2 separate regions of the Homo sapiens genome follow, and region 1 is linked to region 2. A link is a contact called in ENCODE Hi-C or POLR2A ChIA-PET data. All regions are on one chromosome and are shown on one strand. Each heading gives the region's core, a stretch centred on a gene start or an enhancer-like site at or near the end of the contact. The rest is flanking DNA. Distances are from core to core; before and after follow the strand shown. Region 1 has its middle 25 kb from the start of TLR10. Region 2 overlaps TBC1D1 (TBC1 domain family member 1).

Region 1 (5,431 bases), core at 1-2,500, 700 kb before region 2:
CACTCCTGTCCCTAATTAGAAACAACAGCAGAGAATTGCTGAAAGCTATATTCCAGCTAAAACCAGGCTGCAGCGTTCGCATCACCTGAGAGACGTCAGACATGCAGAATTTCAGGCTCCATCCCAGGCCTACTGATTCAGAAGCTGCATTTTAGCAAGATCCTGGCTGGATTTTATGCACAGTAAAGTTTGAGAAAGAAGGCTTTAAAAATGAACTGAGCAATACAATCCTTTTTTTTTTTTTGCACGGGGGGAGGTGTTCAATAGCAGAGTAGGGTGACTCTAGTTAACAACAATGTATTGTATATTTCAAAGTAGCTAGAAGAGAGAACATGAAATGTTCCCAGCACGTAGAAATGATACTCAGGGTAATGGAGACTCCAAATACCCTGACTTGATCATTACACATTTGATGCATATAACAAAATAGCACATGTACTCCATAAATATGTAAACTATCATATATCATTAAAAAAAATAAACTGAAGGCCTTAAAAAGGAATAAAATAATGGCATTTGCAGCAACCTGAATGGAATTGGAGACCATTATTCTAGGTGAAGTGACTCAGGAATGGACAATCAAACATCGCATGTTCTCACTTATAAATGGGAGCTAAGCTATGAGGCCACAAAGGCATAAGAATGATACAATGGACTTTGGGACCTCGGGGGAAAGGGTGGGAGCGGGGGGGTGAGGGATAATAGACTACAAATTGGGTACAGCGTACACTGGTTGGGTTATGAGGGCACCAAAATTTCAGAAACGACCGCTAAAGAACTTATGCGTGTAACCAAACACAATCTGTTCCACCAAAACCTATTGAAATTTTTGAAAAATTATTTTCCTAAAATAAAGGATATTTCAAGGAGTGCCTTCTCCATCTTGTGGCCCTCTGATGATGATAGCTCTGAAAGCTTTGAAAAGCTTGCAAATACCCAACTTCAGGAATAAATCACCTCTGAGACCCTCACCTGAAGACAGGATACTTCCTGCAACTCCAGGACTTTAAAGTCGGAAGAATTGTTTTTTTAAACTGGACTCTGAGGACACACTCTTAAAGTCACTCAAATTCTCTACAAAATTCTTAAGTTTTGTGTTTCTATTTCTAAAGATAATAAAAATAATTGATATGATCAAAAAACAAAAATTAACAAAAAAACACAAAAACCCCCCAAAATGAACTGAGGTTGTGTGCCCTTGTGTGAAATTTTGGGTTGCAGTGCCACCTTGAGGTCACTTTAGTATTTTTCGCTGAGCTTTGCAGTGGACGAGCTGCGTGGGACACAACAGAAGTCAGTTCATTCCTCCCTGGAGGAAACAGACCGCCCTTGTGTTAGTGCCCAGAGGTCTCCGACTGCGGCCTCTCTGGGCCACACTGTCAATTGAAGAGATATGGGCCCTCTTCCAAGGACGCCTTCTATCCAAGCTTAGAAGAATGGCTCATAGGCTAAGGCACTTTCTGCGTCAGCAACAGCAACAGATCTCAAAGAATGTCTGCCCCCATCACAAGATTTTTCATAAAATGTAGAAAGCCATTAAAGCTCAGAGGCACAAAGCATGGCTTTAGAGATCATCTAGATGAGTGAGCCCCACCTTTCAGGAATGAGAATTGCTTTATGATAATGGTTGGCATTTGCTGCATATTTACTGTGTCCCAAGCACTGTTCTAAGCACCTCCATGTACTTAGTCATTTGAACCTTAGAACAATTTAGTGAGATCAAAATAGTGATCTCTATTTTACAGACTCCTGTGTGGCAGTCATTTTGTTTGTACTATTTGTTGGTTAGGAAAATCTACACTAAGAAGAAACTATTGCTATGAATCTAGTAATTCTTGAAAATGAATTTGCATTGAATTAAATCCAATAACAGCCAATAACATCTATATATATTCAGGGAAGAGTAGTATAGAGATATAAATTATGTTATCTACCAAGCCTCAGACCACGGTTGTGGCATAGATAGACTTAGGGCCTCTTGCAACAGCTCCAAAGCTCTCCACGGTATTCTTAGCCCACAGGCTGGGAACCCCCAGTGTAGAAACACACCCCACGTGCTTTATAGATGGCACACCGTACAATCCTGAACACACCTGATTTCATCTGGTCTCTGATGATTAGTGGGATCAGGCTACCTTGGTCTTGGATGGGAGATTGTGGGGGAAGTTGCAGATGAGGAAACTGACTTCAGAAAGTTGTTATAGTTATTCTTCTAGCTTGAAAAAGCTACACTAGAGAGAAAAAGAGACCATGGGCAGTATCTCCTTTTCATTCTTCAACCTATACACCCTAGGAAGGTTAATTCTCCTAAAACACAGTTCTGTTTGGGTTATTTTCCCCCTCAAAATGACCCCCAGCTCTACCTGACTGCTTATTGTAAGGTAAAGCCATCTTCGTCTCCAAAGCAAAATCGAATACCAACCAACCTGCTTGTTGTTACTCTGTTGATGTCCCTTACCCTCTGTCTAGACTATGTGTTGCCCATAGGACAAGAAGAATGCTGGCCTTAGAGAAGACTTGGAGGGAGAGCTTTGGAGCTGTTGCAAGAGGCCCTAAGTCTATCTATGCCACAATCGTGGTCTGAGGCTTGGTAGATAACATAATTTATATCTCTATACTAGCCTTCCCTGAATATATATAGATGTTATTGGCTGTTATTAGATTTAATTCAATGCAAATTCATTTTCAAGAGTTACTAGACTCATAGCAATAGTTTCTTCTTAGTGTAGATTTTCCTAACCAACAAACAGACTTGGAGGGAGGCCACCTAGTGGCTAAGGTGACCTTCCTTGGGAAGCAGCACCTGAGTTAAGTCACCAGGAGTGCATGTTTAGGTCCTACCCAGACACAGGAAGACAGTGCCGGTGAGCCACAGAGTTGGAGGGCCTTCTCTCAAGACCGAGCGTGAGTTCACTGTGAGAAATATAGCTACTGAGGTGACCAGGTCAGTGCACATGCTGGCAGAGTTCTCTCCTGCAGGCCCTCATGGGACAAAATGGCATCATCAGAAGGCTAGTGGTTGGTATTTACTGCATATTTACTGTGTCCCAAGCACTAAGTACTCCAAGTACTTAGTCATTTGAACCTTAGAACAATTTAGTGAGATCAAAATAGTGATCTCTATTTTGCAGATTCCCGTGTGGCAGTCATTTTGTTTGTAGTATTTTTTGGTTAGGAAAGTCTACCCTAAGAAGATACTATTACTATGAATCTAGTAACTCTTGAAAATGAATTTGCATTGAATTAAGCCAATAACATCCAATAGCGTCTATATATCTTCAGGGAAGGGTAGTATAGGGATATAAATTATGTTATCTACCAAGCCTCAGACCATAGTTGTGGCATAGATAGACTTAGGGTCTCTTGCAACAGCTCCAAAGCTCTCCAAGGTATTCTTAGCCCACAAGCTGGGAACCCTCAGTGTAAAAGTACATTGGTCAGCATGTGTCTTGGCCATTTCTTGTTTCTGGCTCTGCCCAATGTCAATCTCTTCTTCTGAAAAGTACACCACTTCCTTTTTTTTTTTTTTGGCAGTGGGGACGGAGTCTCACTCTGTCACCCAGGCTGGAGTGCAGTGGCATGATCTCGGCTCACTGCAGCCTCTGTCTCACGAGTTCAAATGATTCTCCTGCCTAAGGCTCCCAAGTAGCTGGGATTACAGGCGTGTGCCACCATGTCTGGCTAATTTTTGTATTTTTAGTAGAGATGGGGTTTCACCATGTTGGCCAGGCTGGTCCCAAACTCCTGACCTCAAGTGATCCGCCAGCCTCAACCTTCCAAAGTGCTGGGATTACAGATGTGCGTCACTACACCTGACTAATTTTTGTATTTTTAGTAGAGACGGATTTCACCATGTTGGCCAGGCTGGTCTCGAACTCCTGACCTCAAGTGATCCACCCACCTTGGCCTCCCAAATTGCTAAGATTACAGGCGTGAGCTACCGTGCCCGGCTCATCATTTCCTTCGAGGCCTTCTTTCTTCCCAGGGGATATTGCCTGATAGATAGTGACCCAGATACCTGTACTGTCTAGTTCGTGGGTGGAGGCAGTCCAAGCTAGGACAATTACATACTCTCTTCCTAGTACTTGGATCTTGACCAGAGGATCAAAGGAGCAGAAAATAATTCTATTTCATCCCAGCAGTTGTGCCCTGGCTTTATGAGAGCCTGCTTTTTACACTTGCTGGTGGTCCTGGAATCCATCCCCGAGAAATATCCTGGCTCCTGCCTATTTCGAAGCCTCTACCCTCTTATTGATTTTATGAGCCCCGATGTCCTTTCCTCTCCAAAAAAAAAAAAAAACCTATTTTGAATAAGTTAATGTACTAGTCAGTTATTACTAGGATAGTATTGCAGATAAATCTCAGTAGTTAAGCAACAAAATTGTATTTTTCTAATTCACAGTTCTATTGTTCAACCAGGGTGGCTCTGCCTCAGACTTCAGGTCTGGTTTAAGTCTGTTGTCTATATTTCACATTCAAAGACAGCAGCTACTCAGGGCATGCTCATCTCATGATAAATGGAAGAGGCCAAGGAAAACCACACAAGCACATGTAAAATCTCAGGTTGGGGCTGGGCGCGGTGGCTCACACCTGTAATCCCAGCACGTTGGGAGGCTGAGGTGGGTGGATCGCTTGAAGTCAGGAGTTCAAAACCAGCCTGGCCAACATGATGAAACCCCATCTCTACTAAAAATACAAAAATTAGCCAGGCGTAGTGGTGCATGCCTGTAATCTCAGCTACTCAGGAGGCTGAGGCATGATAATCGCTTGAACCTGGGAGGTGGACATTGAAGTGAGTGGAGATCGCACCACTGCCCTCTAGCCTGCCCAACAGAGTGAGACTGTCTCAAAAAAAAAAAAAAATCGGGTTGGGCATCATGCATGTTGTCCTACATTCTGTTGGCCAAAGCAAGTCACCCAGTGAGACTCAAACTCAATTGTGTGGAGATGCATGCTGCCCACCCTACAGGCAGGTGATGCAAAGTCACTATGTAAAGGCCATAGCTGTGTGGTGATACTGTGCAGAGACAGTACAAAACTGGGACCATAGCCTACCCTGGTGAACCGGAAAATAATAAAACATTAACAAAATTAATGTTAACATAGTGACATTTATCGGTCTTTTCCTTTATGGTTTGTGTTTTCCCATCTTGTTTAAGAAATGCTTCTCTGACCCAGGGTCACCAGGAAGATATTCAGCTCTGTTTTGTTTTTCACACTGAAATCTTTAGTCCAGGGTATGACTGAAGCTAGGATCTAATTTTGAGTTTTTGCTAATGGCTGATTAATTGCCCCAGTATTATTATTTTTGAATAATTCACCCTATTTCCACTGACCTGTAATATCACTTTTGCCAACTATCAAGTTTCTATAAATGCAGGAAAGTCTTCCTGGACATGCTATTTCCATTTCATTGTTTTGTTTGTCAGTC
Region 2 (5,481 bases), core at 2,711-5,210:
TAAGTGAGCAAACCTATCAAAACTCTTGATAATTTACTCGTAAAACTGTCAACGGTTCATTACTGTGATTAAGAGACTAGATTTAGAGCTAAATAGATTGATACGAATCCTGGCTATGTGAACCAAGAGCTGCAGGAGACATAACTGTGTCACTCAATCTTTCTGTCCTCATCTCTTAAAAGATGGGCAGTAAGTCCAGTTGTGGTGACCCACGCCTATAATCCCAGCACTTTGGGAGGCCGAGGTGGGCGGATCACCTGAGGTCAGGAGTTCGAGACCAGCCTGCCCAACATGGCGAAACCCTGTCTCTACTAAAAAAGATACAAAAAATTAGCTGGGTCTGGTGGCAGGCGCCTGTAATCCCAGCTACTAAGGAGGGTGAAGCATGAGAATAGCTTGAACCTGGGAGGTAGAGGTTGCAGTGAGCCAAGATCGTGCCACTGCACTCCAGCCTGGGGGATAGAGCAAGACTCTGTCTCAAAAAAAAAAAAAAAAAAAGGCGGTAATACCTATGGGGATCATCTAATTGTGTAAAAGTGAAAAACACAAAATGCTTAATACATGATAAAGATAATTACAATGGCTATTATTAATATCTGATGCGCTTCATTGCAAAGAAAATAGGCTTTGTTGCCTGTTTCATCCCCTGCCATAGAACTCATTTCTAATTTTCAATGTGCTGTTTATTAATCACTCAGGACTTTTTTGGAATTTTTATCAGAATAGGAGGTCCCCATGCTTATCAGCTGCTGCGGCTTGAGGGCTCCACCCAAGATAATTCATCTCCAGCATCAGACATTTGGGGGCGTAACCCAGTAACTGGTGGTTCTACAAGTCCTCCAGGGGATTCTGGGGCACAGTTTGCAAACAGCTGACAGAAATGTAGCTACGGGCTGGGTGGGTGCAGTGGCTCACACCTATAATCCCAGCACTTGGGGAGGCCAAGGCGGATTGGCCTCTTGAGGCCACTTGAGGTCAGGAGTTCGAGACCAGCCTGGTCAACATGGAAAAACTCCGTCTCTATTAAAAAATAAAAATAAAAAAATTAGCCAGGTGTGGTGGCAGTTGCCTGTAATCCCAGCTACTCCGGAGGCTGAGGCAGGAGAATCACTTGAACTCAGGAGGCGGAGGTTGCAGTGAGCAGAGATGGTGCCCCTGCACTCCAGCCTGGGTGACAGAGCAAGACTCCATCTCAAAGAAAAAAAAAAAAGAAATGTAGGCTGGGCATGGTGGCTCACGCCTGTAATCCCAGCACTTTTTGGGAGGCCGAGGCAGGTGAATCGCGAGGTCGGGAGATGAAGACCATCCTGGTCAACGTGGTGAAACCCCGTCTCTACTAAAAACACAAAAAATTAGCCGGGCATGGCAGCGCACGCCTGTAGTCCCAGCTACTTGGGAGGCTGAGGCAGGAGAATTCCTTGAACCTGGGAGGTGGAGGTGGCAGTGAGCGGAGATCGCACCACTGCACTCCAGCCTGGGCGACAGAGCAAGATTGTCTCAAAAAAAAAAAAAAAAAGAAATGTAGCTCTGTGTGAATGCTACCAACCTGTGGCCCTCTGGCTGCCTCCCAGCTGCAGGGTCCCTGATGGAGGCACCATGGAGACTTGGCTTCCCCCAGCCTTCCCACACACTCATGAGGGCAGTGCCAGAAACCAGGGCAGCCTCCGTTTCAGCCTAGGCAGAAGAAAGGCACATGGCAGCCTGCAGGAAAGCCTAGGGCCAGCAGGACCAAACCCTTCCCATCCCTGCTGGCTTAACCATCCCCGTGGGTAGAATCACAGGTAAGGCCCCCCTGGAGGAGGAGTTTCCACACCAGCTCACATTCAACACACAAAAACACATACATCAATGTTCACAGCGGTATTATCCGTAACAGCCAAAAGTGCAAACAATCCAAATGCCTCTCGACTGGTAAAGGATAAACCATATGTGATGTCTCTATACAACGGAATATTAATAAGTCATTAAAAAAGAATGGATTACTGGTATGTATTATGACATAATGAATTTTGAAAACATGTTAAATCAAAGAAGCCAGACACAAAAGACCACATATTATATGATTGCACTTAGATGAAGTGTTCAGAATAGGCAAATCTATAGAGACAGAAAGTAGATTAGGGGCTGTCTATGGTTAGAGGTGGACGGCAGTAGATTGGCAAGTGACAACTACAGGTTTTTTTCTAGGGGGACAAAAAATGTTTCAAAATTAGACTGCGGTGGGTCGGGCTCACGCCTGTAATCCCAACACTTTGGGAGGCTGAGGCAGAAGGATCACTTGAGGCCATGAGTTGTAGACCAGTCTGGCCAACATGGTGAAACCCCGTCTCTAGTAAACATATAAAAATTAGCCAGGCTTGGTGGGGCATGCCTGTAATCCCAGCTACTCAGGTCGCTGAGGCATGAGAATCACTTGAACCCAGGAGGCAGAGGTTGCAATGAGCCGAGATCGCACCACTGCACTCCAGCCTGGGCGACAGAGCAATACTCCGTCTCAAAAAATAAAAAATAAAAAAAATTAGACTGTGGTCATGGTCACACAACTCTGTGGATATACCAAAAAATAACCTCACAACATTGAATTGTACATTTTAAATGAACAAACTGTATAGGATGTGAATTATATCTCAATAAAGCTGTTTTTTAAACAAAACAAATCTATCCTTCTAAAAAAACTCCCTCCTCAGAGCTGATCCAACCCTTCCTTCCCTTGCAGGGCTGCCTGTTTACTGAAGCAGGCAATAGGGTACACAGAGGACCAGGGACCAGGATGAGGCAAATAGGCCCCCAGGGTGTAATCCTTAGGAGACACTCACTCTCAAGGTCCTGGAAGTTCAGGGTCCACACCTGCCAGGCCCTGAAAGTGAATGCCTCCTTACATTTTGCACCCTGGACACGTGCTGGCCTCACTCTAGTCCCAGCCCTGATTTTGAGGCTGCTCATGTTCATGTATGTCCACAAATTCTATCCACCTGGAAATATTTTCAAACTACTCGTCATTCACTTGCTTTAAACTCTTCAATGGCTCCCTGGTATAGGTTAAAATTCAAAGGTTAACAGATCAAGATCACTCACTTTGGACATTCTCCTGCAGGCACACAGGCACACACTCTAGAGTTAGACCAGCCCTAAGGAGGAATCTGCTGTCAGGTGCTGTAGCATCGTCATGGGTCAGCTGGTATCAGAACAGGAGGGCAGGGATTCAAATCCAGGCGATGTGACTCTAGCATCTCAGCATCCAAGCCCTCAGCCCTCTTCCCCTCAGCCCTCCTACCAAGCAGCACTGGCTCAGGTGCTATCTTGTGTCACCAATAACCTTAGCTCCAGCCCTCACACAGTGTTATGGACTGGCTGTTTAAACGCCGGAGGTTCACTAGGAAAAGCTCAGTCAGTGTTAACTCACAATTGTTAACAGGCACAAAAATAGCAAGTCGAGGTAAAATCTTGCCATTCACTGTGACTTCCTTGACTTTTGAAATGACAAGCCAAGAAGCACAATGGGGTGTGGGGGCGGCGCAGGGTGGGTGGGGTAGGGGGCGGATGGGGAGGTGATCAAGTATCTTTAACCATAGAAATCCATGAACAATCAGATTCTTGGCTTGCAATATTTTATCTTGAACCTGGTCTTTGTTCACCACAGAAAAGCAAAGTTATACAGAAAGTAAATTAAGAACAATCTTAAAAATCCACGTCTCTGCCAACTGAAGACAACTTTTTTCTTCCGTGTTTTGCCCATGCCCTAAAACCCTGTAGAAAAAGAAAAACATCTAGATTTCAGAAAGTAGCTCTCCATTCAAATAAGTTGCAAATGAGCAAGGAATATAAATATTATAGCAAGATCAAAAACAAAAACACGCAGGGAAAAAAAAAAAAACAAGCACACTTTTCCGGGATTGGAAAGAAACAAGGGCAATCAAGATGCGGGGAGCAACACTGCCACCAAGTGGTGACAGTTTCTCAAGTCACCCTCTGAGGTCCGAATTGAGGTCAACCCTCTCAACGTGGCAGCAATCAGAATCCTGAGGAGTCTAAAAAGAAAGAATTCAGGCCCAGACCCCATCCCCACACTCACTGACAGTGAGGGAGACAGCCAGGAAGGCATGTCTGGCCCATGTTTTAAAAAATCTCCCCAGGTGCTTTTGGTGCACAGATGTCACTATGCTTGTATTTTCCAGCAAAGTTTCACCTGCAGTTTATTCCACTTATCCACTAAAATTTCCTGCTGGTACGTAAATTATTGAAAACTATATATGACACATGTAAATCATGTTTCATGTAAAACATGTAAATCATGTTTCAAATCAGTTCCTAAGTTTTTCACAATAATATAAATTGGTCATCATAAAGATTCAGATTATATACTTCAGTTTAGGCATTACTGTTTATTACTGCTTACATCTCAATTGATATCTAATATCTAATCCACTAGACTTAATGTTACTATAAACTAGGCATATTGACATAGCTACATCCACAAGACAAAAAAAACTTTGAACTTAAGTTTCACTGGACTATTTCTTATACAATGGGTTTCAAATCAATAAATTATTCTTATCTATATTAGGCTTTTTTTTACAAGACATATAAAGTCTGAAAGCTTCTATTGTTGGTGAAATGCACAATATAATCTGAAATGCTTAAAGGAAAAGTATAAAACTAAATTTAATATTGTTCCCTAGCACATAGAGGTAAATAAAATGATTTTTCCCCGTTTCAAAGTTGGGAGTTGCCTTAAAAATTGTTTCTTAATAACAAAGGATTATCTTTTGCATAATACACCCAGAGAGAAAATTATGGAGATTATGTACTACCAGATATCTAGTCAGAAGTTGATTTTCAGCATTTTTTTTTTGTAGGCTTGACAATTAGGTTAGAGCCCACGGCTGAGAAAACAAACGCCCACACTGTGTCTCCTGTGCTCCATAAGAGATAAGGCCTTGCCTCCCTGGAAAACCAAAGGGCAGGAAAGACGCAAAGCACCATACATTTGGGTTCACCTGGCATATGGTCAAATCTTTCTTTAAACCTTACCATGTTTTTAATCACTGCATTTTCCCCATCACACTCACTCTTTGCTTCTTCAGACAGCACAACTCTTCTCAAAAAATATCCCTGATGACTCAGACTTATTTGAGACTTGAGAGACTCCTGGAGTCCATCACTAGAGACCCAGGGCAGCCTGACAGACAGGCCTAACCTAGGATGCATCAAAGATCTGGACTGGATTTCCCACGGTTGTTTATTCTAAGCCCTGCCTCCTCACAGTGGACCTGAAACATCAGCCTCACTGGGGAGCTTGTTAGAACTTCAGAACCCACCCGGACCTACTGCAACAGAGTCTGCCTTTTAACAAGATTTCCAGAAGACTCCAAGCACATCAAGTTTGTAAAACACCGCTCTAAACCATGATCTGAAGAAAGCCTCTTAATCAACAGGTGTATGAGGTCTTCATCTGACAGATGAGACTGCCTCTATCTGCTT

The links. A loop is a pair of places that touch in the nucleus more often than their neighbours do. ChIA-PET counts read pairs that join two places held with the same protein, here RNA polymerase II (POLR2A). Pooled maps may share reads with other maps.
Region 1: a loop to region 2 is called in a pooled map, with 5 times the contacts of the local background. The contact joins two enhancer-like sites. A Hi-C loop is called at or near these places in 2 of 37 single-sample maps with no recorded cell type and 7 of 50 pooled maps. POLR2A ChIA-PET finds 5 or more read pairs at or near these places in 3 of 52 experiments (T-cell, activated CD4-positive, alpha-beta T cell and activated naive CD4-positive, alpha-beta T cell).

The regions. Positions count from the first base shown.
Region 1 is chr4:38,755,535-38,760,965 of GRCh38, reverse strand. It overlaps the pseudogene RNA5SP158. Among named protein-coding and RNA genes, the nearest start is that of TLR10, 25 kb to the left of the region's middle. RefSeq lists an enhancer at 3,489-3,618. Within about 2 kb of position 1,250, at least 9 of the 41 ENCODE cell types and tissues checked have a DNase peak (open chromatin) inside an H3K27ac peak, as active enhancers do.
Region 2 is chr4:38,060,662-38,066,142 of GRCh38, reverse strand. All of the region lies in intron 14 of TBC1D1 (TBC1 domain family member 1), which reads right to left. Among named protein-coding and RNA genes, the nearest start is that of PTTG2, 100 kb to the right of the region's middle. Within about 2 kb of position 3,960, at least 12 of the 41 ENCODE cell types and tissues checked have a DNase peak (open chromatin) inside an H3K27ac peak, as active enhancers do.